Linked DNA regions of Homo sapiens: region 1 is linked to region 2. The links are chromatin loops, found by intact Hi-C in ENCODE. Cell type or tissue: thyroid gland. All regions are shown on one strand. Each heading gives the region's core, and the rest is flanking DNA. Links, peaks and the distances in the headings are about the cores only. Region 1 has its middle 110 kb from the start of RPE65. Region 2 overlaps LINC01702 (long intergenic non-protein coding RNA 1702).

What was found. Peaks named below come from ENCODE experiments on the same cell type or tissue, not always from the same donor. Only the 100,000 strongest peaks of a DNase experiment are listed, where the experiment ranks them.
Region 1: a loop joins it to region 2, with 9 times the contacts of the local background. A loop is called at or near these places in 8 of 110 quality-filtered maps.

What each region holds. Positions count from the first base shown.
Region 1 is chr1:68,341,679-68,344,596 of GRCh38, forward strand. No RefSeq gene overlaps it. Among named protein-coding and RNA genes, the nearest start is that of RPE65, 110 kb to the right of the region's middle. In thyroid gland, for the core only: a CTCF peak has its summit at 1,256 (motif pointing left); a DNase peak (open chromatin) is centred at 1,223.
Region 2 is chr1:67,523,282-67,526,199 of GRCh38, forward strand. All of the region lies in intron 1 of LINC01702 (long intergenic non-protein coding RNA 1702), which reads left to right. Among named protein-coding and RNA genes, the nearest start is that of LINC01702, 2.4 kb to the left of the region's middle. In thyroid gland, for the core only: no CTCF peak of the experiment used is centred there; a DNase peak (open chromatin) is centred at 1,390.

The DNA of each region.
Region 1 (2,918 bases), core at 274-2,773, 820 kb after region 2:
AATAAAAGGTTAATCAGTGAAAAGCATACGAATTTATGTAATACAAGTTTTATGTGACACAGGAACTTTCAGAAATGAAAACCCAAAGACACAAGGAAACAGATTTTTATACTAAGTTTGATGAAGAAATGGACAGTTGTGGTGAAGTATCGGACAAAGGGGGTATGATGTAATGGTAACAAACTGGGGAAACTTAACAAGGTCTGTTTGTTCAGATTATTCTCTATCTCTTCAGAGGTAGAGTAGTTCCTTTTCTCTGGACATTAGGAGGATACCCCTGGAATGAGGATCTTATCACCTGCTTTGGGGAAAGGTGAGGAGAAAATGAGAGACTTTCCTGCTTCTGCTGTTTTCTCAGATACCAAGCTGCTATACCTTGGGGTAATGTGTCCTGAACCCATCAGAATCATATAAATGGCAAGGATGGGATTTAAAGCACATCAGCCGGGTGCGGTGGTTCACGCCTGTAATCCCAGCACTTTGGGAGGCCGAGGCGGACAGATCACGAGGTCGGGAGATCGAGACCATCCTGGCCAACATGGTGAAACCCCGTCTCTACTAAAAATACAAAAATTAACTGGGCGTGGTGGCACACGCCTGTAATCCCAGCTACTCAGGAAGCTGAGGCAGGAGAATCGCTTGAACCAGGGAGTCGGGGGTTGCAGTGAGCAGAGATCACGCCACTGAACTCCAGCCTGGTGACAGAGCGACTTTGTCAAAAAAACAAAACAAAAACAAAAACAAAAACACAAAAGCACATCTGTGTTCAAAAACACCATATTCTTCCCAGGATCCTACACTGCCTGTAGCATTGGGAGACACAGTTCAGAAACCCAGCTCACACTCATTTTACAAAGCAATAAATTGAGGATCAGAGAAATTAATGTGATTGCCACATATTAAAAGCCTGTATCCCACATTTCCATTAGTATCTGATGAGGCATGAGGTGTTGTTTCTGAGGCAGCATCAGATCCTCCAGAGGGTGGCTTGGTGTTGACCTGGGTCACCTGAAGGTCTCTACTGGAGCATGGTAGATGGGCTGGAGTCAGCTGTCCCCTGGAATCGTAGTTTATTCTCTGGGCTTGAGGCAAATCAAAGAGTCTCCTTGGCACAATAGTGCTGGGGACTTGGCTGCTGCCAGGTGGAATGTTCTGTTTGTTTTGGTCCAGAATCAGCCTGAGGGCGAATCCTTCCTGGAAAAGATGAAGGTGCAGATGGGGAGTGGCCAAGCACACCATGTGGCAATCCTGCCAGCTAGTGGCCACATACGGAATGGGCCTAAACCCACCCAAGATGCGACAGGCCGGGGACTTAAATACTCAGGTTGGCTTGGAGTCAGAGGGCACAAGCTTCCTCACCTAGCTCTAGGCAGGAACGGGGCGGGGAGACCTGGAGAGATGAAATGATGTGTTCAAGGTATTGACAAAATCAGGATTAGAATCTGGTCTGTTACATCGCAACTCTTTTTAGTCATTTATTAAGAATGTTAAGGAACAATCACAAATAGGCTATCATGAGCAAAGTTATTTCTATTTCTCACAGTAATTCTCCAGTGAAGATACTTTTTTTTTTTTGAGACGGAGTCTGGCTCTGTCGCCCAGGCTGGAGTGCAGTGGCGCGATCTCGGCTCACTGCAAGCTCCGCCTCCCGGGTTCACACCATTCTCCTGCCTCAGCCACCCGAGTAGCAGGGACTACAGGCACCCGCCACCAAGCCCGGCTAAATTTTTTGTATTGTTTTAGTAGAGACGGGGTTTCACTGCGTTAGCCAGGATGGTCTCGATCTCCTGACCTCGTGATCCGCCCGCCTCGACTTCCCAAAGTGCTGGGATTACAGGCGTGAGCCGCCGTGCCCGGCCGAAGATACTTTCTTATGACTACTTTAGATTACTTTTTCCAGGTTGCATGCCTCTTTGGTAATGATATTGGGATCTACCAACAATAAGTAGGGTTCCCTCAAGCCGAAGTATCAAGTTCTCAGAATATACTGGTAGATATAAAAGATTTTAATCCCTGTCAAATGTTTTCCAAACACTATATAGACAATATATGTTTTTTGATAAATACACAATGAAATACAAGATCGTTTCGACCATAGCTAAAATTAACTTAAGTTAAAAAATTAAGGCCAGGCTCAGTGGCTCATACCTGTAATCCCAGTACTTCGGGAGGCTGAGGTGGGCGGATCACCTGAGGTCAGGAGTTCGAGACCGGCCTGGCCAACATTGTGATACCCTGTCTCTACTAAAAATACGAAAATTAGCCGGGCGTGGTGGCAGGCACCTGTAATCCCAGCTACAAGGGAGGCTGAGACAGAAGAATCGCTTGAACCCGGGAAGTAGAGGTTGCAGGGAGTGAGCTGAGATCATGCTACTGCACTCCAGCCTGGCTGACAGAGCGAGACTCCATCTAAAAAAAAAAAAAAAGTTAAAAGCCAACATGGAAGAAGTGGCATCGACAGACATTGAAGGACTGTTAGGATTTCAAAAGGTTAGTGATCTTATAATAAAAGGCACCCAGGAAGAGTTAACTGCATGAGGAAAAGTGTGAGAGCGATTGGGGAAACGGAATAATCCATTTTGACCAGATATTGTAATACTGGGAGCAAGGCAAAGAGAGTAAGACCTCTAGAAAGCCTACTGCATTTAGCAATAAGGAATGACTGGTAGTCTAAAAAGACCTGATTCAAATGAGTGACGAGTAATGTTCCCAGGAGTACTTCCTCATTCCATGGGATGTTAACAGGTATTTGGCAGAAAAATGATTCCATGATTAAATATGCTGGGGAAATATTTAATTAAATTAACGCAGTCTATTATTGTACTTCTCTGGACTTTCAGTTTGCAGATATGCATTGCATTGTGGAAAACAATTCTGAACAGCTGTTGATGTTTTAGGGAACCAGTGTTTTATAAATG
Region 2 (2,918 bases), core at 95-2,594:
AACCTAGCTGTTGGGAATGTTTTAGTGGTAGGATGCAAGGAGATTCAAAATGTTCTACCTGATTGCACAACTTGGTAAATTTACTAAAAATTGTTGAATTGTGCACTGAATATGGGTAAATTTAAAAAATATATATGTATATATTTAATAATAAAACAGACATGGGGTCTCACTATATGGCCCAGGCTGGGCTTGAACTCCTGGGCTAAAGCTATCATCCTGCCTCGGCCTCCCAAAGTGCTAGGATGACAGGCATGAACCACCTACTGCACACGGCTGCTTTTCTGTTCTTAAGACCATTATGCCCACTGTTAGAGAAGCACTACACTTGTTGGTGAAGTGGTCACCTGCAGGAACAGCTCCACCAGGCAGCGTCTTTTTGCAGGGCCAGCAAGACTGGTCACCACTGTTTACCCCACTGATCAGTTCTAGAAGCAAGTAGATCCAGAGACACCACTACTGAGTTTCTTCATGGCCAAGACTTCTGCTCTTCTAGCACTGGGTGGATGATAGGAAACCATGCACATTCTTTTTGGTAAAACAGGGAGCCCACATCTGAAGAACAGCAAGTACCAAATAGGGCAAACTGAGTTAGAAAACCTGGACTTAAATTACAGCAAGGTAGATTGTGATCATATCACCAGGGATGTGAAATGCAGGACTGATGGTTAAGCACTGGCAACTAGAGTAAGACAGGTTCGATTTAGAATGCCATCTCCATCATTTCTTAGCTATGTGGTGTTAGGCAAATTTTTTACCCTCTCTGAGCCTCATTTTCCTTGCCTGTTGTTTAGTATTAAGGGTTAAATGAGATAACACATACAAAGGATTTAGTGTAGTAACAGGCATTATCAAGCATTGGTTAAATGCTGGGCTGGGTCTCCAAGACTGTGGGCTCCTCCTTAAAACTCCTTACTGAGAAAGACATTTATCCATTTTTGCAGTTTGACCTCCCCTTGTCTGAGGTCAAGGTGGCAGATTTGCTTCCCGTCTTTCTTAGCTTTATAAGACCTAGGAGAGCCAACACAGAGTTGGTGCAAAATAGAATTTCAGGGAAGTGTCTGCAGGGGGCAGAATTTCAACAGGGAAATAACTATCATTAATGTTTGACACAATCACAGCCATTAGCTATTGTCACTGAAACGATTATCCAGTGGAAGGAAAACAAACAAAAACCCCTGCACCCTGTGATCAAATGTTTCATAGAAACCATTGCTGACTGGGTGGATACAGTAGGTCGTTCTGTGCTGTGGATACACACCTTTTGTCTCCTACCCAGGCAGGGATCCTGGATGGGGTGAGGCTGTCTGAGCTGCAGGCTTGGGAAGCAAACCAGAAAGGGCAGGGAGGCAGCTTGAGGGTTTCTGTGGGCTGGGCGTGTTTTTGCTGTCTCTGCGGGGTTGTTTTGATCTCCCAGGCACAGAACATTTGAGTGCTCTTTGCAAAACCCTTTTTCGGGACTCATTGATGATGAAATGCCACTCCACAGAGGCGATGAGCAAAGGAACACCACTGGACATCTGGATGGGACACATGCTAGGCCCCTCCACCCCAACATGTCCTCAGTGACACTCATCACTTGCCTCCCAAACTGGTTCCTCCTCCAGTTCAGTGAATTATGTCACCATGACTTAGTCACCATGCTGAAAATCTGGGTGTCCTCTCTCTTCCTTCTCCCTCTCTGCCCACTTTCCTCTCTCCCTGTGGCATTCATAGATTCTAGCTGACTAACCCAGAGGCACCCTAGTGCTCACCATGCCTCTCCAACTGAGTGTAGACCATTCCTCCCCACTTGATCATGGCAATGGTCTCTCTAAGTAAATACCTGCCTCTAGCCACAGCCACATGCACCTCACCATTTCCTTGCAGTACTCCCTGGCCATCTTTCTTTATTTTTCTGGAGAAAGGGCCTTGCTCTGTAACTCAGGCTAGAGTGAAGTGGTGTGATCAGAGCTCACTGTAACCTTGAACTCCTGGGCTTAAGCGATCCTCCTGCCCCAGCTTCCTGAGTAGCTAGGATCCCAGGCACACACCACCACTCCTGGCTAATTTTTAAATTTTTTGTAGAGATGAAGTTTTGCTAGGCTGCCCAAGTTCTATCCTTCTAAAACTAGACACACACCCCACTAAAATTTTAGTGACATTATTACCAAAGAAAGGAGAGCACAGATACTAGGAAATATAGCTGTCTTTGTCATGTGCATTATGAGCCAGGCACTGTGCTGAACAATACACATAAATCTCTCAATCATCAAGATTACATGAAAAAGGCATGCAGAACTCTAGGTCAGTGGCATTTCCTTTTCCTTTCCTTCAGTAAGTCTTTTCTCAGCTACAACTTCCTCCTTTAAGGATGCTAGAGATTTTTGCTCAGGGACTGGAGACATTCCCTTATAGAAAACATTATTATGTTCTATTTAATGTATAAGAAAACAGAGGCTCAGAGAGGTTAAGTAAGTTGACTAATGCCACGCAGTAAGGGAAAAAGTCTTAATGTTATCTCGGGTAATCTGACTTCCCAGGCTTCCTGTTTAACCACTTACGCTAAACTAAGGACAAGTAATAAGGTCCTTGCATCTCAGGAACATGGGCCAGTAGGACAGGTGGATCTAAACAAGTACCGTTAATGAGGTATGACAGATATTCTGGAGACCTGAGGGAGAAGTGGGCCAGTTGTTTTCCTTACCTTTTCTCCACACCTCACAGCTTGGCTTTTACATTGTATCAGCATAGTCTTCACAATTTTGAGGTCAAAATGTTTTAAAATATTAGAAGGCCGGGAGTGGTGGCTCATGCCTGTAATCCCAGCACTTTGGGAGGCAGAGGCAGGAGGATCACTTGAGCTTAGGAGTTTGAGACCAGCCTGGCCAACATGGTGAAATCTCATCTTTACAAAAAATACAAAAATTAGCCGGGTA